Linked DNA regions of Homo sapiens: region 1 is linked to region 2. Evidence: chromatin contacts called from ENCODE Hi-C data. All regions are on one chromosome and are shown on one strand. Each heading gives the region's core, a stretch centred on a gene start or an enhancer-like site at or near the end of the contact. The rest is flanking DNA. Distances are from core to core; before and after follow the strand shown.

Region 1 (6,848 bases), core at 742-3,241, 4.0 Mb before region 2:
GGAGTGTGTGGAGTGATCTCAGCTCACTGAAACCTCCACCTCCCAGGTTCAAGCGATTCTCCTGCCTCAGTCTCCCAAGTAGCTGGGATTACAGGTGCCTGCCACTATGCCCAAGTAATTTTTTGTATTTTTAGTAGAGATGGGATTTCACCATGTCGGCCAGGCTGGTACGGAACTTCTGACCTTGTGATTTGCCCGCCTCGGCCTCCCAAAGTGCTGGGATTACAGGCGTGAGCCACCGCAGCCGGCCAAATGATGATCTTAAAGGGCCTTTGATAATGCATTCTTGACCTCATTCTACTTGCCATGTATAGTCATTAGAAGACTGTTCATATAAAAATATGAAATAAAACTACATAGTCTTTAAGTTACCTTGGAAGGCCCTTCAGGACAAGGAACATACTCTATATCTTTATATCTTTAAAGCATATAGCAGAGTGCATCGCGGAATGAAAATGCCTATTAAGTCAGGAATGCAGGAACGACAGGGCTTACCATTTAATATCAATTCTAAAGCTGATTATTTATTTTTGAGACAGGGTCTTGCTCTGTCACCGAGGCTGGAGTGCAGTGGTATAAACACAGTTCACTGCAGCCCTGACTTCCTGTAAAGCTGATTTTTTAGGCCATTTACTTGCTTTATAAAGTAACTAGAATGGCATGAACTATGCTTTTTTGTGCCTGTGATTATAAACTGAAAATTTACAAACAATATGTCACATGTTATTTGAGCTAAATGTCTGATTTTACTAAAATGAAAGTATCCTTCCTGGATTATTAGAATTAGCAGTAAATTTAAGTTTGCACCTAGAAGAGAAAAGCGATTGTAAAGAATGTAAAACATCTGAAGCAAACAAAGTCCAATAAGATCTTCCTTCTACTTGAATTTCTATGACCACAAAGGCACAGGATGTAAGGTCCATAGCTTTGTACACAGGGATTGGTGGGGACGACACGATTTCAACTCTGAACCCCAATGACCAGCTCCAGGAACACATGCCTTTTAGCCCCGCAAAGCTACTGACCAAATCACCCAGAGAGATAATCACATCTCAGCCAAAGGACCTGAACTCAGACGATCAGAACACAGGACCTGCCATCAGGCAGCTGCACGAGACAAGAGACCGTGCTCAAAATCACGTAATACCCTAAGTCATCCCAAGGGAGCCCCACAACTACCCTCAGCGGCAGGCAGAGCTGACGCATATTTTGCAGATGACAACATACAGGTTCCGATGGGGCGGGTCCCAAGGCCACAGAGCTGGGAAGGTGACTGAACCTAGACTTAACTAGTATCCCAAGTGGTGGATACTTCCCATTCTGCCTTGGAGATCGCCCTTCGCCCGCGTATTACATTCGGAGGCTGGCAAAACGGCAGGAAGAGAGCAAAGCTGGGCAAGGACGGGAAAGAAAGAGGGGAAGGAATTTCCACTGCTTCCCGGCACTCGCCCCCACTCCACACCCCAGGTTGCTACTCCGCGGCGGCCTCTACTTCCCCAAACTAGACTGAAGGGCGGGCGGAGAACCGAGGAGGCTTTCTAGGCGTCACGGAGAGTTCTCCAAGTTGGGGGCAGAAAAGGCGAATGAACAAATTGTACCCCCTAGGGAGAGGGCACAAGGAGAAGTGCGGAGGTGAGAAGGACCGGAGGGGAGGACGACCCCTCACAAACTGGCCAGGGACTTAATAATGGTGATGAAGGGTCGTGAGAGAGGTTTGGGAAATGCGAGAATAGCTCAGTCCCCAAAATCCTCCCTGGCCGCATCGCTGGATCCCCGCCCCATCCCCCCACCCCCGACCCGGGCAGCCCGGGAGAAAAAGCAACAACCTCCTGGGGCACCAGGAATTGGTGGCAGCAGGATCCCGAGCCCAGGCCCCCTTCCGCGCCCCCACCCTCACCCTTGCCCTGACCGCCTCGCAGTGGCGGCAGCAGCGGCAACAACACCAACCTGCGCGACCACGGGCTCTGTCCGGGACGGAAGCCGGAGCCTGCGGGCGGCGGAGCGGCGGGCGGAGTTAGTTGGAGGCTCCGGCTCCCTGGGCGGGGACAGGCTGAGCACGCGGAGGCAGCGGCGGTGGCGGGGGCTCCCTCTCCTCGGCGTGCGCCGGGCCCAGCCGGGTCCGCCGCTCGCCCTCGACTCCTGGGGCAGGTCTCAGTCCCTCCCCGGGGGCGGCTCCCGGGCCAGCCCCGCGCTCGCCTCCTCCACGCCGGCGGCCTCTGCTCCGCCCTGCCTCTTTGGGCGCAGGGGGCGCGGAGCTTGGGAAGTGGAGCCCTGGCGAGTCCCCAGCGATTGCGCGCAGCTTCCCGGGGTTTCCCTGCGGGGGTCGCGTGTGCTGGGTGTCTGAACTCACGCGCGGGCCAGAGGTAGCCAAGAGCTGGAACTCTTGCCCAAGTGCCCCGGGGAAGGGAGTGAAGGCCCGGCCTGAAAGTCTCTGACCCTCCCGAGTCTCGTGTCCCTAGAAGCAGCCTTGCGAGGTGGCCACGCCAGCTGCCCTGAGAGAAGCAGAGGAAAATGTCCGACTCTCCCTCCGCCCAGCTTCGCGCCAGAAGAACGTTTCCCGAGAGAAGGAAGGACCCATTGACCCCCAGCCCTTGCTCCAGCCTGGAGACCTGGCTGAGTGCATGGAACTGGAAGGATGGCAGAGTACCGGGGCTGAAAGCCTGGGAAATGTGCTATTTCTATTCACACCACCCCCTTGCCCGGCCCCTGGATTCAGGCCACCTCGCTCAGGTCTGCGCAGTGCTTCCCAGTTCACACCTCCGACCCGAGGAGGGAGGTCGGTATCCCTTTCTTAGCCTGGCTTCCCGCCTCCATCTGCATCCCTTTCTGCTAAACCTTTTTAACCCGCAGAGTGCCCAGCGCGCACACACCGATCACTTCGCCCCTAAACTGCGGGCAGGGAACTCTGGAGCCACCCACATCCCCAGCCTCACCCCAAAGCAAGAGAAAGCAGGGAGCCGCGCGTGGGGTGGTGGGGGCGGGGCTGGAGAGTTCCAGTAGGAAGGTTTTATACCCAAGAGGCTTGATGATGTGCAGTACTGACCCCACACACAAATTGATATGCGTTTAATTGAAGGCAGGTATTTGCCACTGTCTCTCCCTGTCTGCAGGTAACCGCTTGAGTGCGTTCACCTCGCCTCTTCCATCCCCAGCGCCAGCCCAGCCCCCTCTCTTTCTCCCAGAGTCCCATCCTCCTCTCCCTCACCTCTCCCATCCCAGCTCCCTGCAGCGCGGGTCCCGAGCTGCTCCAGATCCCCAGCACCCAGCTCTGGTCTTTCCAGACAACTCCTCCCCTTCAGAATCTGGTGTGGTAGCAGGGAGGTTGTGAGAAGGGACACTGAGGAAGATAAAGAAGGAGAAGCCAGTGGACTGGGAAGAAGGTAGGAAAGTGCGAACCGAAGGGGTACACCGGAGAGGAGCTATGGGAAATGAGGCAAAGCCTTCAGGCTATAGGGGGATTCCCAGAAAGAAAATCATTTTCTCCATAGGGAAACTACCGATGCTCGCTGTAGACCAGTTGGAAAATCTGTTGTACACCCTCCCAACAGAATTCCTAGTGAGCAGTGGCCAGACTGGTCAGGGCCTAGAGCATGTGTCCAGGAACTCCATCCACTTCCCAACCCAAATTCCAAGGCAGGCGGATGACCCTCATTTTGGAAACTTGATTCTGAGAAGGTGCGAGAAGACACCGAGCTGAGTCTGTTTACGGATCCCGGGCTGTTCTTCATCTTTAGGCATCTCCTAAGTCACTTTATCTCTTCCTCCTGGTCTGGGTTGTTAAGGAAAGCAAGCACTTGAGACCCTCCCTCAAATACGTCTCTCCTCTGTGTGTGTGTGTGTGTGTGTGTCACAGAGAGAAAGTTTGTGGTGTGAGAGAGAGAAGAAAATGTGGAGGGGCAGGAGTTCTAGGCTATGGTGTTTTGTTTCTCTTTGTTTTCTTTCTTCAATTCAGTACATTTTTGTGCCAAGATGATTTTCTTGTTCAGTGGTGACTATATTTTTGCCTTAAATGTGGGAGAGTAGTTGGGACAACACTTCTAAATGTAACCTGACGGTAACCTCTCACACCCTCAAGGTCCTGGTGTGTCTGGAATTGGTGAGTTCTTGGTCTCACTGACTTCAAGAATGAAGCCGCGGACCCTCTCTGTGAGTGTTACAGTTCTTAAAGGCAGCATGTCTGGAGTTTGTTCCTTCTGATGTTTGGATGTGTTTGGAGTTTCTTCCTTCTGGTGGGTTCGTGGTCTCACTGGCTCAGGAGTGAAGCTGCAGACCTTCGTGGTGAGTGTTACAGCTCATAAAGGCAGTGTGGACCCAAAAAGTGAGCAGCAGCAAGATTTATTGCAAAGAGCAAAAGAGCAAAGCTTCTCCAGTGTAGAAAGGGACCCCAGCGAGTTGCTACTGGGGCAGCCTGCTTTTAGTCCCTTATCTGGCCCCACGCACATCCTGCTGATTGGTCCATTTTACAGAGAGCTGATTGGTCTGTTTTACAGAGAGCTGATTGGTCCGTTTTGACAGGGTGCTGATTGGTGCGTTTACAATCCCTGAGTTAGACACAAAAGTTCTCCAAGTCCCACTAGATTAGCTAGATACAGAGTGCTGATTAGTGTATTCACAATCTCTTAGCTAGACATAAAGGTTCTCCAAGTCCCCACCAGATCAGCTAGATACAGAGTACTGATTGGTGGATTTACAAACCTTGAGCTAGACACAGGGTGCTGATTGATGCATTTACAAACCTTGAGCTAGACACAGAGTGCTGATTGGTGTATTCACAATCCCTTAGCTAGACATAAAGATTCTCCAGGTCCCCACCAGATTAGCTAGATACAGAGTGCTGATTGGTGCATCCACAAACCCTGAGCTAGACACAGAGTGCTGATGGAGCAGGGGGCAGCGCTAGTCTAGGAGGCTTGGGGAGGTTCGGTAGCGCAGGAGCCCACAGCCTTGGGGGAGGCTCAGGCATGGCGGGCTGCAGGTCCCGAGCCCTGCCCCGCAGGGAGGTAGCTAAGGCCCAGCGAGAAATCGAGTGCAGTGCCAGTGGGCCAGCACTGCTGGGGGACCAGGCGCACCCTCCGCAGCTGCTGGCCCGGGTGCTAAGCCCCTCACTGCCCTGGCGGGCGAGGCCGGCCGGCCACTCCGAGTGTGGGCCCGCCAAGCCCACGCCCACCCGGAACTCTAGCTGGCCTGCAAGCGCCCTGCTCAGCCCTGGTTCCCGCCCTCGCCTCTCCCTCCACACCTCCCTGCAAGCTGAGGGAGCCGGCTCCGACCTCCGCCATTGCAGGAAGGGGCTCCCACAGTGCAGCGGCGGGCTGAAGGGCTCCTCAAGCGCGGCCAGAGTGGGCGCCAAGGCCACGGAGGTGCCCAGAGCAAGCGAGGGCTGCCGGCATGCTGTCACCTCTCACTGGTTGGCACAGCCAATTTTAGCTGTGCTGTCAGACGCCCAGTAGTGCACCTCACCTCAGAGCCTCAGACTTACAGCCTCAAGGCATTCCATTCTGTGTGCAGGCCAGCTTGGGCAGTGGAGCCAACCACCTCCACTTAGGTGAGGAGAAGCCTCCCTTTTCACTCTCCTCAGGGCTCCACCCCACCTGAGGTTGTCTCTGCACTCTGTCATTACAAAACTAGTCCTTAGTGTCCCAGTTTTACTTTCAAAAATACTATATCCAATTTAATTTAAAAAATCTCTTTCTCCGCCCCCCGCTTGTTTCCTCTAATGCTCAAAAGGCTAGGCCATTGAAAGTTCAAGAGGGTAGAAATTTCTCTTTTTCTTCTCATCAAAAGAGAAATAGTCCTTGAAAGAACCTTATTAAACTTATATCCTTTCTGAATATGGTAATCCCTTGGTATTGATTATTTTAATTTTATATTAATGGTATGATCTTACTGCAAAAGGTGACCAGTCAGCTGATGAGGATAAAGGGTCTAGTTTCTTCCTGGAGAAACTCTGACAGCTAAAAGAATGGGAGGGTTTATTTACAGACAGGAGAATTGGTCTCCGTCAGTGTTGCAAAGTAGATGGAGATGGACATTCCTTTGTAAACGTCTCTCTTTTTTCAGTTTTATTTCATAGCAGCCTTGTCCAACTAATACTGCCAGTTCTCCAAGTCAGTTTGCCTCACACAAAAGTGTTAGGGACTTCAGATGCTACTTCCTACTAGTGTTTGCCTTGAAAAAGAGTGACATTTCAAGCAGAAGTGAGAGAGTAAAGGAGGATTCATGGAAAATATTTCCTGTACCCTTTAAGACTTTTCTCATAGTCATTTTATGTAAAGATGGGTCTGATGGACAGAACTTACTCTGAACAACTTGGCAACTGTTCAGGCCTACAGGCTTCTTTGAAAATTAAAAAAAAAACAAATGCACACTTTCTCATTTCCCAGCACTTCAAACATGATCTAAGAGTACAGAAGGTTACATTCAAGTAGCAGAATAAGCTTCAAAATGGTTATATCAAACAGTCAAATTTGCTTATGCATATTCAGAACGACAAGAGAAAATATTAATTTCAATTTAGAAGTCATCAAAAAGCACCTTGTGGGCAATATAATGAATAGCCCCATGTTAAAGTAATACATGTTTGTTCTTTAACAAATAAATTTTCCTCTGAAATATAGACATCTGTCATGGAGTCAATTATCTTGCACAGCATGTGCTGTAAAAGCACATAAAAGCAATAATATACTACATTGCTTATTTGAAATCGATCAGGAATAGGCAGCTCCATGCTGGCATGTCTTTAATTTCATGGTGTTAAGAAAAGACTATAGAAGTATGAAATAGCAAACCCTTTCCTACTGGAGTACTAATTCAATTACCTATCATGATATATATAGGAGGAAAAATTTTCC
Region 2 (6,620 bases), core at 2,278-4,777:
GAACCATTCAGAAGGAAAGAAAAGTGGAATTTAGATTCCCAGCTCCCTTTTCATACCTTCCTTGCAACCCCCCAAACCTTTTCCTTTCCTTTTTTTTTTTTTTGAGACGGAGTCTTGCTCTTGTTGCCCAGGCTGGAGAGCAGTGGCGCGATCTCGGCTCACTGCAACCTCCGCCTCCCAGGTTCAAGCGATTCTCCTACCTCAGCCTCCCTAGTAGCTGGGATTACAGGCACGCGCCACCACACCCGGCTAATTTTGTATTTTTAGTAGAGACAGGGTTTCTCCATGTTGGTCAGGCAGGTCTTGAACTCCCAACCTCAGGTGATCTGCCCGCCTCAGTCTCCCAAAGTGCTGGGATTACAGGCGTGAGCCACAGCGCCCGGCCTAAACCTTTCCCTCTTTCATAGCAGGTAGGTGCTGACTGCTTAAACAAATCTCAAATCAAACAGATCTCCCGGGGTTCTTTTGCTTTGGCTAAGGCTTCCAACAGCCTTCTGCTACAGAGATGATGGGAGCGAAGAGGGCTAAATAGAAAGTGCGATTGGGTCAGCATTTTCAGCTGCCTTGTGGGCTTCTATATAATGACTAATTTGTAGCATACACCCAGAAATATCCAGGCTTCATGAATTTATAACGACAACGCACACTTTGCCTGTTATAGGCGGTAAAGTAAGCCTCCTGTCAAAATGCCAAGACAATGCGGAGCAGAAACAATCTCAAGGATGTAGCCAAGAAGGCCATGAAGTGTATGAGTAAGCAAGTAACTCCCATATTGGATCTCTATTCAGGAATTGCAGAGGTTTGCTTAAAAAAAATAAAATAAAATAAAGCAACTAAAGGTACTCTTTTCATACTCTTTTCATTCCCCAAGGGCAGAATTAAAACTCTGCAGCTACAGATTTCTCTATTTTTGGGTCAGATTATCTGTGATCAGTGTGACAGTATTTTCACACCAGTTACTGAACATGCTAAAGCATTTGTGGGTCTAGAGCTTTCATTTCATCATTTTTGAATGAATCAGACATAAAGACCTCACCATTCAAGACAGTTTCTTTAACACCAGGACTACACGTGTGAATCTGCAGCACAATCACCAGTTTATAATAAAAGAAATGAGGTATTCTGAAGCTGAATTAAGTGAAATGTGGAGCCATATGGGGTGCTGAGGCAGATGATAAGGATCCAGGCATAAAACATATAGTAGTCCATCTGCAAAGAGCACTGGCACTCTTGCTGGGTTCCCTTATCTGAGAAACAACCCGGGCATTTAAATAGCACCACTCTTCAAAGAAATCTCTCAAAAGGAGCGTTCTTTTCTTTAACAGGATTAATCGCTTCACTCCAACAAGTTGTCCATAGAAATCGCTTACCACATTGTTGGGCTGAATCTAATGGTGACTTAAATGAGGACACATGAAGATACTGGGAGCTTCACATTCCAAATTCTTGAACGAAGACACCCTACTTTTCTAAACCTTTAAGCCAACTTAGTATGCCTTTCACGGGCTAGCAAAGAAACCTTCAGGGACCACATTCCAATTCTGTCACAGGATCCTATGGCAACTATGGGAAACAATATCCAAGCAGCCAAGGGGGACACAATCCCACCTAGCACAATTTCCATTTCATGAAACTTACATTTTGGTATTATGGACACATATTTTTCGCACAAACACTCCTGAATATATCTTTTAACATGTCAAGAAAAATTTTCCACGTAACTACATGCAGATTGACACTATTTTCTAAGGTTCTTAGGTTACTAATTGAAAGCCGTAATCATCCTAAAACTTTCTATTACACTTTTTTATTAAGCCGTCTTTTCCCTAATTGTCGGTGTTAAAAAGCAGCTATTACATCATAATGCAAAGCTACGCAAAGTAAATTAAGTCTCCTCAGATGTCACATTTTCCCCCCCATTACTTAAAAGACCTCCCTGATTTTTAGCATGGCGGGTATGGTTTAATAAGTAAAAATTACTCCGCACAGTTGGGTGGCATCGAAGTTCAGGATTCTCCAGACCAGAACGTTGTGAAGTGTCTCATATATACAGGACAAAAAAGGTCTGGAAGGAAAAGAAACTTATCTAATGCTGTTTGTTCTCAAGACTAAAGGAAAATGACCCTTTCAACCTTAGCATTAAAAAAAATTCTTTGTCTAGGCAAATTCCTAGAAAAAAATAGTGTGAAGAGCGTCCTGGATTTTCATGAAACGATTTTTTAAAAAGAAAAATAGGTATCACATGGTAGAAGGCTCATTTGCAGGCTTACTTCCCTTGGAACATACGCCTCAAGGCTGGGGAAGCGCCGACCTCCAGAAGGCAGCATGGTTATCTGTCAACCCCTCACGGAGCCCGAAGACACCCGGCTAGTCACAAAACACGAGCTTTTCCCGGGAGGCTGATCGCTGAACAAACGCAGCTTTTGCCAAAACGAAAGAAATCCCTGCTCAAAAAAGTTGACGTTACTTCGAGATTAACTCCCAGGTTTGCAAAATCTGGTAAAAATCTTTCCATCTGGTGTACTTCCTTCGCCTCGCCGCCACCCCCAACTCCAGAAAAGCAGCACAAGGCTCCTTGTCTCCCTCCGAGGCGGCTGCGACGGCGGAAACCTGATCCGAGCCTGACTTTCAGTAAACACCAGCGCAGAGAGCAATAAAGCATCCGGAACATTTGTCTCGGGCGCGCGGCCCCCGCCCGCTAAATGTTTGATAAGCGGCTGTCGGAGGGGAGATTTGTCAGCGGTCCGAGCCGAAGGCGGGGAGGGTGGAGAGAAGGCTCGTCTCTGCGCCCGGCGGCCGCCCGGTGGGTGGCTGCGTTACTGTGGCCCGGAGCCCGACAGAGGTGCGTGTCAGGGGCTCGGGAGGCCTTTCCCGTTGCGCCACGCCGCCCTTCCGCCCCGGCGAGCGCCTTCGAGACCTGGGGCTATTTGGGAACAAAGCCCTAGGCCCCGGGGCTGGCTCCCCTCGCGCGCTCCCGTCCTACCTGCGTGGAGCAGCCCGAGGCTGAACAGCAGCAGCAGCAGCAGCTCCAGCGGCGGGGGGCAGAGCCCGGGGCTGCGGCGCTGCTCAACCTCGGCGGCGGCAGCGGCGGCGCTGGAAGGTGCTGCTCTCAAGCCCATGCCCGTCCATGCAGGTCTCGTGGGCTCCGGCGAGGGCGGCGGCGCGGGCGCCGTGGCGGGTCTGGGCCCGTGGCTGCGGCATGGGCCGGGGGGCGCGCTTCGCTTCCTCTTCTTCCTTCTTCAGGCCCGTGTAGCAGATGGGGCGCCACCACCGCCGCAGCAAGCAGCGCGCAGCCGGCGCAGCCAGTCCGCGGCGGCAGCAGCGGGGCGCAGGGGCATCGTGGCGGCCGGAGGCGGCAGGCAGGGAAAGGGGCGGAAGAGAAGACACAAAGACCGTGAGCGACTGCTGAGACGAGTCCCGAGCGCGCCGGCACCCCGGCCCCAGCCAGCGTGGGCTCGGCGGGCGTGGACCTCCAAGAGGCTGGCCCAGCCCTAGCGACCACCCACCGGCGGCCCGGATATCTCTGCGCGGCAGCCCCCGCGGTCGATCAATCTCAGTCCCGCACTGCCGTCCCGCCCCGCCCTGTGCCCGCCAATCCACGACGCCATAATCCCCCGCCGTGTCCCTCCCTTCCTCCCCATTGGTTGTGACCGCACGTCAGCCCGACTCAGCCTGCCAATCGCAGGACCCAGAGGGCCCTCTCCCCCGCCCGCTCAGTGTAATTCGAGTTCCCTGTCCATCGACTCCAAGTCCTCTCTCCTGCGCCGCATGCTGCCTCGCGCTCCCTTTCCTTCCCCCTCTACCCCCTTCCGCGATTTACTGTTTCCTCGCGCCCAACAGAAATGGGCGACCGCAAGTCTTACTCTCGCCGGCGTTACAAAGGTACCGGCCTTTGACCTCTCCTTGAATTAATGTGATCCGATTCATCTTCCCTCCAAGTTTTTTTTTTAATTTAATTACCCCTCCCTGCCCTGGCCCTGCCAGCTTCAGCTCCACCTCCTTGGAGGAAGCAGGCGCTTTTACAGAGCGCCGCGCGGCAGGTCCCCTTTCAGCCAATCACATCTGCGGAACCGCGTTCCGAGTCGTTTGAGGGTGTCTGGTAAAGCAAGCTCGGGGCGGTGTTGGAAATCTGAATGTCACCCGCGGTCCGGAGCAGATAGGATGGGCTGGGAAGGTACCCGCGAACTGCCGCCGGAATTCGCTGGCAGCTGTGCGAGGCTCAGGTGTTCTAGTTTGACATTTCCCTTCCTGAAAGCGGCAAGGAGAGGTCTAAGAGTGGGCAAACTTCAACGTTCGGTTACAGTGTAATTAATGAGAGTGGTGGGTTTTTATGCAGTGTAATTATGCCACGATTTGTTGTTGCTCAGTGGCTTTTTCACAAATTTCTACAGATTATTTAAATTTTCCACAAATTTCTACGGATTAATTCAATGGCAGCTCACTTTCTCCTTTTATGATCGGATGGGTCCGAAAGTGAGGAAAAAGACAATTGTCTACAAAGAAAGAGGCTGCCAAGTGGAGACAGAAAAGCAGTTATGAGACTGATGATAGATTCCAATTTGTTATCGGTAGGTGTGAAGTGGTATCTAATCTCAAGAATGACCTCAAGGCTGAGAGACACTTGATACCGCCCTCGCCTTTGCCTTTCCCCAAACAGCACAGGGTTGCCATTTAAAATCCACTAACATCCAAATCGTAGTTGGCAACTGTACCCGCTATGTTACTCAGAATCTCTAATTAGGAATTTCTTATCAACCACGGACATGCTGATATTCCACACATGTTTAAATGAGCTAATCAATGGACTAGGATAATTGAGGGGCAAACCTTCAGTCTCACCAGCTCACTTATTAGACACATTTTGAATTGCCCAAACCACTAGGTCCCTAATGAAGGATGCCTATCTGTTTTTACTGTAACTTTTCATTACTTACTTGTTACATACTATGATGACTTAAGGGGTAAACACACCTTTCACTATCCACAATATAATCCAAGCCTGTGTATATCCATAATACGCTTAATAATAGCTTCACAGTTGCCTGGAGAAATGACTTTTGGGGAGGAAGTTATATGACATTTTTAGATAATGCTGCGGACTAAGTATTATTAGAGCAAAAATTTACTATCTTGCAATTACTTCATATAATTAGATACAGTTCATGACATACTAAGAAGCATCTTAAAAAAGTAATCAAACATAATACTGATTTTCAAAGTATTTGGCTAACAAAGACTACATTTTTTTCTCTTAACCCAAGATTTAATTCGACCCCTATAAAAGCAGCATCTCACTTTATTGATCATACTTCAAAGCATATACTCAATAGTTAAGGATCAATAATTTCTGTTTGGTTTGGGTCTTTCCACTCGTGACTTTCTATGATTTTTTACTCCCCTCCCCCTATATCCTGTTCCATAAGTACACGGGTGCTCTAGATTTTCCTATCAATAGAGGGCGTCCTCGAGTCATTGCAAATCCTGGTGTCGTTAAACGGAACTGTTCTTCAGAGGAAAAACTTCATCTCTATAAGGTGCTTTATTGCTCCTCTGTTGTAAAATTTGACAAGCTCGAGATTTATAAGCCTAACAATTCACTTTTTATTGCTGCATAAGTGTTCAGCCGCTAGAGGAAAATGCTAATTTTCACAAGTAAACCGCAAGGTGGTTCCTATTTTCAAGACATAGGTCAGTTGACACACTCGCGGGTAAATTCGTACTGTTCACAAGATCAGGAATTGGCTTGGAAAGCAAGAGCGTAGTGAATAGTCGCTTATACCGCAGCCACTCCTCAAGCCCGTGAGCTGCAAGTTACAAACGACTTTATATTGTACAAAGAAAAATCGGGGAGGGAGCTAGAACACAAACAAAAAAATCGGTGACTTATAAAAGTTTTATGTTTTAATCAGAAAAAAAATCATGAAGTGGCTGATGACTTGTGTAATTCACACATCCACCCTGTTTCTTGCCACTGGTACTCTTTCTCCCTTTCTCTTTGTTTTCAGAAAGGAAGGAGGAGACCTGAACAGTACATCCGGAGAATCCAGCAAAGCATACTACGGCATGAACGTGCAAGTGGACAGAATTAAAACACATGCCAGAAACACTAATGGATTCTAAACAAGATGCAGTTTCATTTCCTGAGCCTATACGTGATGTTTTTAACTGTTCTCCAGTTAATATGTCTCCATTTCCAGAAATCTAACAGGAGAATCTCTGACTGCTTAACAGATCACCTAAGCTTGCGATTTGTGCAATCCTTTCTAGAGTAAGGGCTCCCCGGCTGCTCCCCGGCCACTGTGTACCCAAAGCAGCGGCTGAAATAGCCCGGAGTCCAACAGCTCAGCGTCAAGCAGCTCGTGGTTTGTACTTACATCATTTTTTTTTTCAGAGCAAGAGTGAAAGTTTATTAAAAAGCGTTAGAACAGTAAGGAAAGGAAAGGAGAGAAAATAAGGAAAGTACAACTTGGAAGAGGGCCAAGCGGGCGACTTGAGAAATCAAGTGCCTGTACTTACATCATTCTTAACCCTTTCGCTCCTGGAGGGGGCTCAGCGGGATCAGGGGGCCCCTGAACTTCGGAACACGCAGGACCTGGGTGTGAGAGAAGAGTCCCAAAGCT

The links. A loop is a pair of places that touch in the nucleus more often than their neighbours do. Pooled maps may share reads with other maps.
Region 1: a map of B cell shows a loop between it and region 2 (15-fold over the local background). The contact joins the promoter of PAM here to the promoter of RGMB in region 2. A Hi-C loop is called at or near these places in 3 of 168 maps with a recorded cell type or tissue (B cell, CD4-positive, alpha-beta memory T cell and naive thymus-derived CD4-positive, alpha-beta T cell), 1 of 37 single-sample maps with no recorded cell type and 10 of 50 pooled maps.

What each region holds. Positions count from the first base shown.
Region 1 is chr5:102,750,448-102,757,295 of GRCh38, reverse strand. It overlaps PAM (peptidylglycine alpha-amidating monooxygenase), which reads right to left and starts at 1,991. Exons shown (of 26, transcript NM_001177306.2): 1 at 1,948-1,991. RefSeq lists enhancers at 1,268-1,357, 929-1,429, 2,437-2,962 and a silencer at 1,748-2,297.
Region 2 is chr5:98,770,570-98,777,189 of GRCh38, reverse strand. It overlaps RGMB (repulsive guidance molecule BMP co-receptor b), which reads right to left and starts at 3,527. Exons shown (of 3, transcript NM_001366508.1): 1 at 2,984-3,527. The coding sequence starts at 3,119. RGMB-AS1 (RGMB antisense RNA 1) reads left to right here and starts at 4,106. Exons shown (of 2, transcript NR_033932.1): 1 at 4,106-4,568; 2 at 6,006-6,620. RefSeq lists enhancers at 2,291-2,410, 2,666-3,165, 3,901-3,950, 6,329-6,620 and a silencer at 3,051-3,680.